Regions from separate parts of the Homo sapiens genome. Here region 2 is linked to region 1. A link is a loop called in an ENCODE intact Hi-C map of the cell type or tissue named here. Cell type or tissue: PC-3. All regions are shown on one strand.

Region 1 (8,000 bases):
GATTGTTAATTGCCATTTGTACCTAATCCTGTATGTGTGTGTGTGTGTATGTGTATATATATATATATGAAATATGATCTGTCACTATGTGACACAAGTTGCATATTTGGGACTGCAGTAAGGGCTTGGTGGGCTGGGGGAATAGTGTGGATTTTTTTTTTTTTTTTTTGAGATGAAGTCTTGCTCTTGTCGCCCAGAGTGGAGTGCAGTGACGCGATCTCGGCTCACTGCAACCTCCACCTCCCAGGTTCAAGCGATTCTCCTGCCTCAGCCTCCTGAGTAGCTGGGATTACAGGGGTCTGCCACCATGCCCGGATAATTTTTGTACTTTTAGTAGAGATGGGGTTTTGCCAATAGTATGGATATTTAATGACTACTTGTTTTTTAATTAATGAACACTTAGCCTTTCTATGTGCATAATGGTGTAAAGGTTAGATGGGTAGGCGTTTGACAAACAGATGCTTGCCATTCAGTTACAGACTGGGGAAATAGCTCAGTATTTGGGATTGAAACTGTAAAGACTGGATAGGTTTTAGTCATCACTCTCTTTTGTCTGGTGGGGATTTAATAAATACTTTCAAGCTTCTGGTTTGGGAATTTAGAGAGTTTTGATTTTGGATTTGTAAATAGTTGATTGCTAAATTTGGTCAGATTTCTCCCGACTGGCTGTTCCTCAATTCTTAGGATATGTCCCAGTAAAATTGCACTTTGTGAATTAATTGTTATATGCGTAATTGTTGCATTTTGGATATACCTAATTTGATAATTTTTTTAAAATTCCATTTAAGGTATCTATTTGCAGGTCAGAAAGTAAGAAAATGTAATTGTGTAATCCTCTGAAATGTAAAAAAAAAAAAAAAACAAAACAAACAAAAAACCTTCGGGGCTGGAATACAAAGGCATGAATCATGAACCCTCTGCTCAAGGAGTCAGGGCAGATGGGAGCTAAACAGGCATTCAGAAGGCTTATTATCTTGTTAACACTCGGTGACAACTCCTACCATAGAGGTAAGCACATGGTGGCCTGCCTGGAAGGCGACCCAGGCTGATTCTTTAAGGAAAGGGTAAACAGTATTTGCCCTGCCTCTGCTGAATCAGCTTCACATTCCTGCTCCCCAGCAGGCATGTTCGACACAATGGCGAGTCCCTCCCTTCCCCAGTGCCACACATGGGATGAACCAGTGTCACTTAGCATTAAATATTGCATAACTGATGTGCTCTGTTTTGGGATTAGACATATTCTGTGCCAGAAATAATACAACTGAGAATAATTGCTAAAAGGGACCAAGATAAGAACCTACACTTAGGAAAGAACTAGAGAGAGCTAGGAAATACTAGGAATGTCACAAAACACAAAAGGGTTTTGATTTTGATTATCTTGTCCCATTACTCAGAGGGGCAATCCTTGCAGTGTTTCCATATCCCTCTACACAGTTTCCAACCTGTGCCCACCAAATTAAAGCAACAACAAAAACCCTCCAAATTTCTTAAATCCATGCTGCATTCTTGTGTCTGACTACAATACTGGTAGAGATGGGAAGGGTTTCTTGGTGCATTTAAGGAAAACTTTGTTTCAGACACCCCATATACCACCAAAGCCATCACTGCTAGGCTGGTGATGGTTTAGATCTCTAGATCAGTGGTTCTCAAACTTGAACATTCCTTAGTATCCCCTGGAGGGCTTGTGAAAACATAGACTGTTGGGCACACTATCCCCAGAATTTCTGATTTGGTAGCTGTGGGGTGGAGGCCAGGTAAACAGGTGATGCTGATGTGGATGCCCTGGGGACACTCTTTGAGAACCACTGCCATAGGCAATTTCTAAGGGCATGGGTGATCCGCCTTTTACAATCTCTCTGATGCCTCATGCAGTCAGGACAGACATGTGGATGTGAAAAGGATAGGGGCCAGCAGGATTCCTAAATGCACTCATTAACACATGGTGCATTCCTTACTATGATGTTCCTGCCTCAGTCAGTCGCTGTTAGGAATTTTACTAACCACGAGAAGAGCCAGAGGACAGGAAAAAGAATCTAAGCTGGTCATCAGGTGACCAAGGTTTTGGTCAGGACTCGTCTACTTGCTTGGTGGTTGATTTCAGGGAAGTAACCTACATTATCTGTTACTGTTTGGTCTTCTCAGTGGAAAGTTCTCTCATCACATTAGGCTCTTAATATGACAAAAAGAAACTTAGGAAAGCAGTTTTTAAAAAGCAAAGTTTATTCTTGTTTTGTTTCTGTTTGGCTGCTTATCATACAGCAGAACAGACTACTGAAAACTGGACATTCAAAGCCTGAATTTCAAGACCTCACACTTGACACTTCCATGAAAGCAGGCAAAAGACTCAGGTGCAGGCAAGGAAAGGGGCTTCCACTGGTAGACAAGACCTTCATGCTTAGCCTTTGGTAACAAATGTCCAACAAGGAATGGCAGGTGATTTGGATGGTGGTAGGAGCGTAACAAAGAGGAATCTCAGAGCAGGGCATGTGTAAAGTTCCAGGCAGGGAGCAGCAGTGCTATTTCTCAGGACTCAGCAAGTCCTAGCTTGCAGGAGTGGTTTCAGGACAGGAGTCTCATCCCCGGATATTATGAGCCCCTCCTACCCATTTCAAATCACCTCCTAGGCTGGGTGCCAGATATTAACTAGACGGCTTCCACGAAGCAAGCTTGGATCAATGCTGGGTTTGCACCAAAGAAGGAATCCTTTAATCCCTCCCCTTCTTTTTTAGAGACAGGGTCTCACTACATTGCCCAGGCTGGTCTTGAACTCCTGGCCTTAAGTGATCCTCCCACCTCAGCCTTCTGAGTAGCTGGCATTACAGGTGTGAGTCGTTGCACCCAGCTGAATCCCCTCTGACTGAGAAAAGAACTGGCGCCAAGCTGAGCCTGAACTTGCTAATGGTATGAGTCAAGGAGTGTGCCCAATTAAGTTAATGGGCTCATCCATTGCCATGTGGACTATACAGTACCTGCTACCCCAAAGAGGCAGAGTCTGTTTTCCCACCTTGGGGGTGGCCTTGATCGTGAGACTTGCTTCGTCTAATAGAATGAGATAACAGTGACCGAGCACTACTAGTTTTGAACCTAGGTCTCGAGAGACCTTAATGCTTTTTTTTTTTTTTTTTTTTTTTTTTTTTTTTCTGTTTTGATCTTCTGCCATGGCCATGAGAAGGACATGCCCAGACTAGGTCACTGGTCCTGTGAGGAGGATGAGAGCTGTGTGGGGCAGAGCTGCCTCAGCTAAATTCTACCAGCCAAGCCCAGGCTAGAGCAGTGACCCCAGATGATCCCCCAAATGCACGAATGAACCCAGCTGAGGTCAGTCAAGTTCAGTACAGCTCAGCAGCCAACCCTCAGCTGATCCACTGACACATAAGCCACAATAATAAGTGCTCATTGTCTTAAGGTACTGAGTTTGGGATAATTTGTTACACAGCAAGAGGTAACTGATACAAGTGGCTACTATGTTAAGCTTGGGGATACCAACATGAATTAACACTAAATATCCACCTGCAAGTAACTTACAATGTAATGAGGAAGCAACAGTTACAATAAGGTAAGTGATATATGCTACTAGAGTTAGGGTTAGAGTTAGAGAACTTGAGAGGAACTTAACGGGTGCTATAAAAAAGGAACTCAATAGGTGCCATTCGGGTTCAGAGAAACAAGGCACAAACTCTGCCTTGGAGGTTAGCAAAGCCTGAGAATGAGAGTCTTGTCTACCAGTGGAGGCTCCCTTTCATTGCCTGCTTCTCAGGCAGAAAGGAAGTTTTCTCCAAAATAACACATGTGCCAAGCAAGGTGTGGACAAATAACCAGACAGCTCTGAGCATGCCCTGCATCGAACACTAGACCAATTGCTTATGGTTGGAAACAATTGAGATCAGACCCAAGGTTTGACTCACATAGGAACAAGTTAACTTCCTGGGATCCAGGGCAACAGAATCCACCTTCACCTCCAGTGGGCCATCTTGCGAAGGAAAGCTGTTGGACTCTAAAGGTGCAGTGGGGTCGGTCCATATCCATGGCCAATCCTGAGTGAGGGCCTTGCTGATGTGGAGAACCCCAGCTTAGTCACTGAGCAGGCATCTCCTTGTCCAAATACCAAGGACAGACACCGCAGGCCACCGACCACTGTAACAGCAAAATAAATTTGTTCCAGGGAAAATGCTAAACATGTGACTGATTTTTTTCCTGTAGTTCTTAAAAAAAAAAAATTCCCTGTGCATCTTGATGATGCATCATTTGTAAGATGCTTTGTTTGCCTACAGTGGTGTCTGGTGGAGGACTAGGGATGGACACTCTAATTCAGAAAGTAAAGAAAAGTAATTGACAGCTTTCCTTCTGTAATTTTGTTTGAGTTCATAAAATAGAGAATTGCTGTAAGCCTAAAAGCAACTGATGGCTGACACCAAAATCGAAACATGGATATGCTCAGCCTGACATCTTAGGAAGCCGCCAACGATACTGTGTGCAAGCCCATCACCCAGCATCTCCCTGGGTATCCCAGGCTTCTTAACCAGAGGAACTTGCACAGAGAAACCAAATTGTGGATGGTTACAGCCATGTGAGTAGGGCTGATCTATCTTTACCTGACAACTGCACATGCAAGGTTAGCCCTTGTTCTGAAGAGCAGATTCTTCTCTGAAATCTGATGCTCTTTGTCTGGACTTTTCAGAAGGAGAGAGAGCATAATGCTTAATTTTATAAGTGACTGATTTGAACTGTGTAACGTCTAGAGATATTTCTCAGAGGTTTACTATCGGTCACAAAAAATATAACATGACTCAGAGAAGAACTGATTTCCCTTTTTTGAAAAGTAGAGAAGCCACAGGGCAAACAAATGAGGCAGCTTCCCCTGGCTCATGCGGAAAGATTGACGTCAATCTCCAAGTAGCTGAGACAGCTCACGCTTGCTTGGGCTCATGAGGAAGAAGTGGAAATCTCTGTGCCACAAAACCCAAAGGCATAATGTCAAAACCCCATCTGTAAGCAGGAGAGAGCTTCAAGGCTGGATGGGCCATGGTCTGATTACAGAGCCAGTTTCACAAAAGACATGGGGTTTACAGCATCACAGGGAGAAAGAGGAGATCGTCAGTTAAATGAAAGAGAACAGTGGATAAAATGACTCTTTTAAGTGTGCTGCCTTTCAGTTCACTGGCTCACAATTTAATGGCAAATAACCAGAAAAATGCCACAAGTCGTCCTTGCTATGAAGTCTCCAAACTCTAGCTAGGTTTAATGGTGCAACATCTGCATATTTGTATTAGTCTGTTTTCATGCTGCTGATAAAGATATACCTGAGAGTGAGCAATTTACAAAAGAAAGAGGTTTAATTGGACTTATAGTTCCACATGGGTGGGGAGGCCTCACAATCATGGCGGAAGGCAAGGAAAAGCAAGTCACGTCTTACGTGGATGGCAGCAGGCAAAGAAAGAGAATTTGTGCAGGGAAACTCCCATTTTTAAAACCATCAGATCTCATGAGACTCATTCACCATCATGAGAACAGCTCAGGAAAGACCGCCCCCCACCCCCATAGTTCGATCACCTCCCCTTATGGGAATTGTGGGAGTTACAGTCAAGATGAGATTTGGGTGGGGACACAGCCAAACCATATAAATATTCCAGCTGCCACTTTGCAGAGTAAATGGTGAGAAGTGATTGGAATCTGGATATAGAGTGCAGGTCAAGCTGACAAATTTTGTATATGGTTTACATGTAGAGCATGAGAGAAAAGAGAAGGCAAGGATTACACCAAGGCCATGACCTGAACAGCTCTTGCCTCGGTGCCTCCAGGTGTGTGGGATGTGTTTGCTTTCTGCTTCTACCTTTCTGGTGCTACTATCAACTTTTTGTCCAGGAACCCCTTGTCTATGGAGTTGTGCCTTCCAGTGGTGTAGACCATCTGCTTCTTCTTCCCAAACCAGGAAACCGAAATGCCACAAAACAGCGCATGCCCTTACTGCGTGTGAAGTCCTTCGGCATTTTATCTTCTCTTCCATTAGTTGTATTTTTTAAAAAGTTTCTCAAAATCCACTACACAGATTCTCTATCCTCTATCGAGTCATGACCCACAATTTTGAAAATCACTCTTTCAGACAACACTGTATGAGAATATTTTTCCTGCTTGAAGCCAAGGGAGAAATAACACTGCTTCTATCCCCAGGCACACTCTAAAGGACACTGGAGAAAGGGGACAGAACCAGCAGCAGGTGCCCACACGTCAGGAAACACTCATCCGCTGAAACAGCTGAGCTTGCCTGGAGATTTGCAAGCAATATATCCAGGAACAACTCCTGGGCTTTTCTCCTGCTGAGCTCCCAGGATCACTCCCTTAGACTCAAATTGTCACCCCCAACTCGCTGTGGTGGCTGCATGGTCCAGATGGCGCTGCACCAACCACTCCTCTGGGGCTGGGACTCTAGGAAGCAAGTGACACACCTTCTTAAGACTAACCCGCAGGTCGGCTTTCTTATTTTTTTTTAAGCAATAATCTCTATGGAGACACCAACAGAGGGTAACAGTAATCATCAACAGAGAGAAGGCTTCGGAACACACAACACTTTCAGAATATGACAGTTTATAATGTCTTGGCCCATATCTACTGTGAAGCAGCAACATCAGTCTTCCAGCCTCTGACCATCACTCTCCTTTGTGAAGGCCCAGCAAGGAGCCCTTTCTAGTCCATGTTGATCAGCCACCTGCCTTGAGGAACTCGATTTAGGCTGTTTTATAACCATTGATTTGTGTTCATTAACTTAAACCTCGTCTCTTTTTAATGGGTTCTTCTATTAGTCTTAATAGTTTTTAATTTGTAATTAAAGTTTCCTAGAGTCACAAATTAAATATCATATCACAGGCAAATATAGATCATTTTGTCTTCTTGACTTAAAAAGTTATACCTTGTATTGCTGTTTCTGGACTTATTTCATTGCCCCGAACTTTTAGAGCTACATTAGACAATAGGAAATGGCAGGTATTTCGGAATTTATTGGAAATGCTTTCAACTTTTCTTTTCTTTCTTTCTTTTTGAGATGGAGTTTCACTCTTGTTGCCCAGGCTGGAGTGCAATGGTGTGACCTTGGCTCACTGCAACCTCTGCCTCCTGGGTTCAAGCAATTCTCCTGCCTCAGCCTCCCAAGTAGCTGGGATTACAGGTACACACCACCACACCCAGCTAATTTTGTATTTTTAGTAGAGACGGGGTTTCTACATGTTGGTCAGGCTGGTCTCGAACTCCCGACCTTAGGTGATCCACCCGCCTCAGCCTCCTAAAGTGCTGGGATTACAGGCAAGAGCCACCATGCCCAGCCGCTTTCAACTTTTCTCTCTTAAAGTATAATATTGTCTCGTTGGTATAAGATGTCATCCTATAATATCTAGTTAAGAGGGTTTTTAAAAATAACAATGATAGTTAAGCTTTATTAAATACTTCTTCAGCATCTATTTTTTTTTATTTTGTATTTTAAAGTATGCATTAATAGATTTCCTACCATTATATTAATATTACTCTGTCTTCTTGGAATAAGCCTTCAATGACATACTGAAATATTGTAACATATCTATGAATTTATTTTCAAGTGTTTTATTTAGGATGTCTGCAATTTTATTAATAACATGCTGTCTTTGCCAAAGTTGCTGATATTAAAAAAATAGATTATTTACATTAAAAATGATATTATAATTTTCTTTGTTATCTGGAAGAGTTTATAAAATATGGAAAGTCTCTTTTCCTCGAAAGCTTTAATGAATTTCCCAGTGAAATCTTCTGCCATGATTGTGAGGCCTCCCCAGCCATGCGGAACTATAAGTCCAATTAAACCTCTTTCTTTTGTAAATTGCCCAGTCTCAGGTATGTCTTTATCAGCAGCAAGAAAACAGACAAATACAAATATGCAGATGTTGCACCATTAAACCTAGCTAGAGTTCGGAGACTTCATAGCAAAAATGACTTGTGGCATTTTTCTGATCCCCTCCCTTCTCCAGGCTAATTTTTGT
Region 2 (8,000 bases), 110 kb before region 1:
CTTCCCTTCCCTTCCTTTCCCTTCCCTTCCCTTGCCTTCTTTCCTTCTCTCCTTCTTTCCTTCCTCTTCTTCTTCTTTCCTTCCTTCCTTACCGACAGAAAACTTACAGAGCACCTATAGGCAATTTTCTAGGTTCACACATTTGGGCATCAGGAAATGGTGATAATCATTAGCAAGTAGGGTCTATCTAATCCAGCTATATATAGATAACACCACTAAGGAATTAAAAAGAAAATTCTGGACATCTTTATGAAAGTAAGAAAATGCTTTTTTAAGAATAATGGAAGCCACGCTGATGAGACAGCCACCTAGAATTCATCACGCCTATACATACGCAAGGGTGCATCAAGGACCTGTAGCCCGCGTACGTGTCTTTCTGCAGCTCCACCATCCTGAGGAAGTGGTGGTCTTCCTGGGCCAGTGTGGTTGAGAGCACAGTTCAGTTGACCTGTGTTCCTCAGCTCTAGGCTCTGCAATTCTCTCCTGTGCGGTCCATCCTGCTTTGGTCCATTCTATCAGTGCAAGGAGGTCTGATTTCTTTTGGCTAAGTCTTGGTTTCTTTCTACACACTTGTCCAGAGCTCAAGCTTTGAGGTCTGACTCTTCATCAGTTCGTATATATGAAAGAGTCACAAATTCCAGTTTGTCTTAGTGGACCAAACCACAGGGCAGATAATCTTGTGCTTCTAACTGGAAGCCCTGTATCTGCAGCATCTCACACCCTCGTCTCCCTGGGGGGAAGGAGGAGCCTTTCTGTGGAAGGTTTCCATTGCCTTCTGCCAGGTGTCTAATGAAAATGACGATAGCTGGCTGGGCACCATGGCTCATGCCACTTTGGGCTTGTTGGCTCACTCCCAACATTTTGGGAGGCCAAGGTGGGCGGATCACGAGGTCAGGAGATCGAGACCATCCTGGCTAACATGGTGAAACCCCGTCTCTACTAAAAAAATACAAAAAATTAGCCGGGCGTGGTGGCAGGCGCCTGTGGTCCCAGCTGCTCGGGAGGCTGAGGCAGGAGAATGATGTGAGCCTGGGAGGCGGAGCTTGCAGTGAGCCGAGGTTGTGCCACTGCACTCCAGCCTGGGCGACAGAGCGAGACTCCGTCTCAAAAAAAAAAAAAAAAAGAAAAAAGAAAAAAAAAGAAAATGACGATAGCCACTACACTCCCTGCATAATGCCATTACCTATCTGTCCAGCCAGCCCTGTCCTCCAAGGCTAACAGATAATTACTGCTTAATTATGTCTTAGTCGAAGCTGCACAGTTACTTTATAAAATGCAGTGTTTCTAGTTGCCATGGCTTAAAGATGACAGGTAGGTTTATCTTTAGATAGTCTATGAATTTGTACTGATTTTATGCAACAGGTTTCCAAAGTCAGTTCTTGTTATTTTATTCTGCATGTAAGCCTTTCCTGCAGAATCTTTCCTGCCTGTGTCTACCTGGATCCATGTCCCTGCTTACCACTTCAAACTGGTTTCTTCACTCTGAAGCAGGTTCCCCTTCCCCTTCAGGATATCTGGACCAAGTTTGAAGATGGGCATGAGTTAGGTTCACCCTGGAGCAGGTTCACCCTGGAGTAGGTTCCCCTTCCTCTTTGGAATATCTGGACCAAGTTTTCAGATGGGCATGAGTTAAGTTGCTGTTCCTTTAAGGATGACGTTTCTTAGCAACAATGGATTGCCTGCTTTGTTTTCTGTGGATCGATTGTCTCTGTCTGCGGCTCTCAGCTCCATTTTTTTCAAACTGATCATTGGGCATAAATATTGCTGATGAGCTGAAACTAACATGCTCCCCCCTCCAAAATAAACTAAAAAAACTAACCAAAGGAACACATTGAGGGACTATTCTAGTTGTCCTATTCCAGTTGAATATTCATAGTATTCATCAGTACTATTTAATGTTTTATATAAACTCCAAATGTGCTTGTTATTTCAGTGTTCGGAAAATTTATAGCCAGTAAAATTACATATATACATATACATGATTTGCTTTTATTTATTTGGTTATGAATGCAAGTAAAATATTATTTTCTTTATGTGCTCATTGAGTGCTTGTGTTTCTTGTATGAGTTGGCTAGTCAGGATCTCTGTCCATTTTTCTCCTGCGGCCTTTGTTAGCAGAATTAAATTTTTTTCTCGACCACTCCTCACCAGCCAAGTAAGCATGAGTTCCATCCACCCAGAGCCTCAGACTATGCATCACTAAAGCGAGAAATGTAGACCTGAGAATCCCCAGGTCCTTAGAGGCCTGTGGAGGTCCTCTGATTCTAGAATTTACTTCCTTTCGCCCCAGAAGTAAGTGTTAGGAAGGAAAACTTCAGAGCAGTGTGAAAGAAGGAAATGGGGGACCCTACTTATTTGGGGGCCATGGAAGTCAGCAGCTCTGAGAGGGGAGCTGAGCATGAGGAGCAAGGGGAGCAAGGGGAGACATGAGCATGAGTAGAAGTGGCCAATTGCAGCACAGAATAAGGGCAGGATGAGGGTTGGCAGGGACCTTCAGGGGAACTGGTGCCAGGCACCGAAGGTATGAGAGCCTCTGACCAGCTGGGAAACAGGTAAGAACAAATGGGAATGTGGTGTTCTTCCCAGTATCTGCTCCCTTTACCATGTAGCTTCTCAGTGCTCACCCACAATGGGCAGGGAAACTTCCCCACATCTTTATGATGGGCTGAACCCTGTGATTTGCTTTGGCCAAGGGGGTTGTTAGCCCACTTGATGCAGCAGGCACGAGTGTGCATATGTGTTTCTGCTTGTACCTGTGTACTTCTGCCACTTCCCAAGGATATGTATGACCAGCTGGCCTACCAGTGTTAGGAGGAGGACAGACCCACAGTGCAGAGCCACCCCACTGAAGCTGAGTCCAGGCTAGCTGACCCCAGCCAACCCACAGACCCAGGAGCTACCTAAACACCTACAGCTGCATGTCGTGGTGGGTTGGTATTCTGAATGAAGGCTGTAGATATCTCATACACAGCAAACTGGGCTGGAGTGGGGCCAATGTTGTCCTCCAAGGCACTTCAAGTCCTATTGCACGAATTGTATCAGTTTCTAGAAATTTCCAACACTGGCAGAAACCAAGATACTGGCTTGGGGTAAAAGAAAGAAAGCCCAGTAGGACCCAAGGAAGAGGAAACTGGTAAGCTATGGAAAGGCCATCAAGATCTATCCACGTGGAATAGGAATCAGTGAATTCATCTCAACAAAGAAACCAGGGAGTAAACCAGGAGTCTGTGACATCCACATGCAGGAAGCCTGTGACATCACCTGAAATAGCAAGGTGGGCACTGAAGGAAGACCAATACTTCAAGGCCTGTATGTGCCCTGGGGGATGCCTGGCACCCTGGAGGGAATCTCATTCATTGGAACAACACTGATTCTGATCATACCGCCCTTTGGAACAGGTATACACTGCATACTGCAAAGGATGTGAGCCTTGGCACCCGAGAAGTGACAAGGGCTAGAGCAGACTGAGATTGGTCATGTAGTATGTGTGTGCAGCCTAACAGGTCTCAACTCTCAGTCCTTCCACTCATCCTGGCAATAGGCACAAACATCAACACTGTATAGATCAGGACACAGGTTCATGTAGATCTGGTGATTTACTCTGGGTGATGCAAACAGAAACAGGCAGGACCAAGGTCCAAACCCATCCTGAACCTGAATTTTGCCCTCTTTAAAGAAGAGCCCGACATACATTATAACTACCTAAACCCTATCTTCCTGGCCATTATGGGCCTTGATTTTAGCCACTAAGAACATCCAGTTAATTGCTTCTATTTTTATTCTATGCTCACAAAGTAATCTTGCATTTATATATTGTTTTCTTATATAGACTTGTTAATGGGATGACCATAAATGTATTCAACTTTATGAAATTCATTCCTTGGTTCTCATTGTAAATTTGTAGGTTGGCATTCTCAAGCAATTTCCAGGATTTGCTGAATTTAGCTAGAAGGAGACTGGGCAGCTCTGGGTGTGCTGACCAATCAAAATTCTGGACATGGGGGAGACCCCAAATAATGGGAAACCACCCAAGTACTGCTGTTCAGCAAGACTTTGAGGTGAACTTCCTGGACAACATTTCCGAGACTTCAGGTCCTCCAACTGCAGGATGCAATGGTAAGACTGGACTGAAGGTCTTGCTTTTAGAGGGTGTGTTCTTAAATTTCACTTTGTCTTCTCAGGTTAATAGTACCATGCTTTTGTAATCTATTAATACTTTCTGCTGTCATTAGCTACCAATGCTAAGGGTAAAAATCAAACTATGGGATACTGATAGAATATTTATTTATTTATTTATTTATTTATTTATTTATTTATTTGAGACAGGGTCTTTCTCTGTCACCCAGGCTGGAATACAGTGGTGCAATCACAGCTCCCTGCAGCTTTGAACTCCTGGGTTCAAGCAATCCTCTTGCCTCAGTCGCCCAGGTTACTGGAGCTACAGGTGCACACCACGATGCCTGGCTAATTCTTTTATCTTTTGTAGAAACAGGGTCTTCTTTTGTGGGCCAGGCTAGTCTCAAACTCCTGACCTCAAGTGATCCTCCCGCCTCAGCCCCTCAAAGTGCTAGGATTACAGGTGTGAGCCATTGAGCCCTGTCTAGAATTTTAAAAAAGCAATTCGTAGTATCGCAGTTACAAATCTCAAGACTGAAACTCCTAGATCCGTGTGTGTGGCAGCCTGGTGCCGTCTGTGTGGCAGCTTGGTGCTGTCTGTGCAGTTGAAATAGCCTTGACAGCCTTGAGCCCGTGCTTGGTGGAACTCCTGCTGATGCAGTGTGAAGACACACTTCTTGTGTCTGGAACACACGTCTCAAGTGTAAATCCTCTGTTCCAAACAAGTTTGAATACGTTTTGTTTTATTTTGTTGGCTACTAATTCAAACACTTGTCCTGTGTTAATAGCCAGTGATTAATTTCGGGTTCTTTTTCATGTGGGAATTACTCAAAGCTCCTCTCAAAACTATGCTGCATTCATCAGCGTGACTCATCTTTTTCCATTTCCAGAGCAAACAGCAGGGACTATCCAGTCTGTACTTCAGGAAATGAGCGAGAGTGAAGTAAGCTGGCAAACGACTGCTATTTCTCTTCTTTTGAGTTTGAAATGAAAGGTTTTTTTTCCAGTATAAGATTATTCTTAGGCTGGGTGCAGTGTGTGCCTGTAAGCCCAGCACTTTGGGAGGCCAAGATGGGAGGATCACTTGAGCCCAAGAGTTTGCAATCAGCCTGGGCAATATAGTGAGATGCCCCCGTCTCTAAAAAAATAATTTAAAAAAATTAGCCAGGCCTGGTGGCGCATGCCTGTGGTCCCAGCTACTTGGGAGGCCAAGGTGGGAGGATTGCTTGAGCCTAGGAGGTAGAGGTTGCAGTGAGCTGTTGTTGTGCCACTGCCCTCCTGCCTGGATTACAGATAAAGACCTTGTCTCAAAAAAACCAAGAAACAAAAAACAAAAAACACCCTACTTTTTTATTTAAAAAATGTTTTACTTATTATAGTAACATAAAGAAACAAACATACATAAGAAGCATATAGTGGGATTGATTTTCCCAATGTGAACCCACTGGTGTAATCAGCACTCAGAGAGAGAATCAAAATATTAGCAGCACCCTAGAAGCCCCTGTAGGCCCCAATTTCTAAATTCATAGATGAGTTTGTCCATCCCTGAAGTTTTATATCAATGGATCACATGCTATATACTCTTTGGTCTGGGTGTTTTTTTTTTTTTTTTTAATTGCTGTTAGGTTTGTGCATTGTATCCATATTGTTGTTCAGCAATTGCTTGTTTCTTTTCATTGCTGTATAGTATTCATAACAATCCACAGTTTATTTACTGGATACTGTTAATTCTGTCCTTCATGATTAATGATGTGAACCCCCACTTTCAAGTACTTATCAGCCAATTATTCAATAACTTTTGTTCATTTTTCTACTAGATTTTTTCCTTCGGCTTAATTTTTTAATTTCTGTCTTTTATATTTTTTTAATTTTTAATTTTGAAAAAATGTTAATCTACAAAAAAGTTGCTAGAATTTCCTACTGAATACTCATAGATCTTTTCATCTAGATTCATCAGTTGTTAACCATTAATCATGTTTGTTGTATTTTTCTCTCCATCTCTCTATATATTAACTTTTTTGTGAATCATTGAGAATGAATCATGTTGATATCATGTTCCCCAGTCAATATTCACCGAAATTCTTATCTGGAGTAATTATTACTATGGTGGTTGCAAAATCAACTCTATTTTGCCTTCTACATTTATGAGTTGCCATTCTACTGTAAAATGTTTGCCACATTTGTTGTATTTTTCTGTCTACCTACCTATGTACTGATCAGCTTTTTTCTGAATCACTGAGAGTAAGCTGTAGACACCATGACCCTTTGTTGCTGAATACTTAAGTATATCTTGAATACAAAGACATTTTCTTTCAAAATTACTATATCAAATCCAAGAAATTTAACATTTTTATATTAATATTATATCACATATTATCATAAAAATTTGGCAATTATCTCAATAATGTCTCTGGAATAGCATTTTCTCCTAATGTGGTATCACATGCTGCATTTTCTCCTAATGTGGCATCACATGTTGCATTTTCTCGTAATGTGCTATCACATGCTGCATTTAGTTTTCACATCTGTTTAGTCTTCTCTAATCTGAAATAGGTTCTTAGCCTTTTTTGTTTTTTTATGATATTGACATTTTTTAAGAATATAGCATATTCATGTTGTAGAAAGTGCTCTAATTTGGCTATTTCTGGTTTCTTCTCTGAGACTAAATTAAAGGTACTTATTTTCTCAGAGTATTTCATAATTGAGGCTGTGTCCACGTCTCAATGCATCACTTCAGAAAGCTTGTGACATCATTCTGATCATTCAGACAGAGAGGTGTCAACTAGATTTCTCCATTAAAAAGATTCATTTTCTTTCCATGTAATTAATACATAATTGATTGGGAGATTAACACCATGTTGATATCATATTTCCCAGTAAAGATTCACCCAAATTCTTGCCTGAAGTAATTATTAATATAGTGGTTATAAAAATGGCAATTTTCAACTCATCATGCCTTTTATGTGTACTAGTTGTCATTCTACTATAAAAAATGTTTTACTTTTATTTATTCATTAATTTATATGTTTAGTACAGTATGGACTCCTGTTTTCACTTTATATTCATTATGTTTTTATTCACTTTTGTTTCTATTCTTTTGAGAAACAGAACTGTCCTAAACTTCACCAATGGAAGGTCCTTGATGCCAGTTTGCACATGTCATGTTGGAGGGGGGTGGTCTTTTAACACTTCCTTGATTTATGGACAAGATATCCCAGGCTTATTCATAGTCTTCTGATGTTAATAATTTCTTGATCAAGTTCAATTTATTAATATATGGCTACCACTCTTTGTACTCTGGCTAGGAAATCCTTGCTTAATACAAGTTCACCTTATTTATGGCTACTATGCTTGGTATCTTGACTTGAAAATCCTTGCTTACTTAACACAAGTTCAGGAAATTATTTTCCTGTGATTTTTTTTTCCTACAGGCTTTCATGCTTAGATCTACAATCCTGCTTGAATTTAATTTTGCTTATGGATTGTATATAAAGTTCTGGTTCTTCTGTATAAGGAAGAAAGGAGCACTATTAATTATGGAGCAGTCAGCAGGTATAAACTAGACCCATATGGGAAAATTTGGACAATGACCACGCACCACTTTAAAGTCCTCTGCTATGCATTGGTTCCTGGCTACCTCAGTACCTCATTTCTTACAGGTCTCCCTGTCACACTGATGGCTTAGCTGTTCCTCAAACCTATCAAGACCTTATCCTAAGCCTGTGCTCTTTCTTCCAACAGAACTCTCCTCTCCCATACAGCCACTGGGCCTACTCTTCACGGAGGTCTCTGTCAGTCACCTCCTGAGACATATTTCTGCAACCACCCAATCAAAAATAGCTCCAGCTTATGCCCTTGGTTACTGTCTACTGCCTTACCCTGTG

Evidence for each region. Peaks named below come from ENCODE experiments on the same cell type or tissue, not always from the same donor. Only the 100,000 strongest peaks of a DNase experiment are listed, where the experiment ranks them.
Region 2: it touches region 1 in a loop (3-fold over the local background); 2 of 110 quality-filtered maps call a loop at or near these places.

What each region holds. Positions count from the first base shown.
Region 1 is chr2:234,304,101-234,312,100 of GRCh38, forward strand. No RefSeq gene overlaps it. Among named protein-coding and RNA genes, the nearest start is that of LINC01891, 150 kb to the right of the region's middle. RefSeq lists an enhancer at 4,943-5,082. In PC-3, a CTCF peak has its summit at 4,303; DNase peaks (open chromatin) are centred at 1,021 and 4,861; H3K4me3 peaks cover 350 bases; H3K27ac peaks cover 4,041 bases.
Region 2 is chr2:234,198,506-234,206,505 of GRCh38, forward strand. It overlaps LOC105373932 (a long non-coding RNA gene), which reads left to right and starts at 2,032. Exons shown (of 3, transcript XR_001739236.1): 1 at 2,032-2,552; 2 at 3,043-3,274; 3 at 3,905-4,110. In PC-3, no CTCF peak of the experiment used is centred here; DNase peaks (open chromatin) are centred at 4,996 and 6,196; H3K4me3 peaks cover 416 bases; H3K27ac peaks cover 2,660 bases.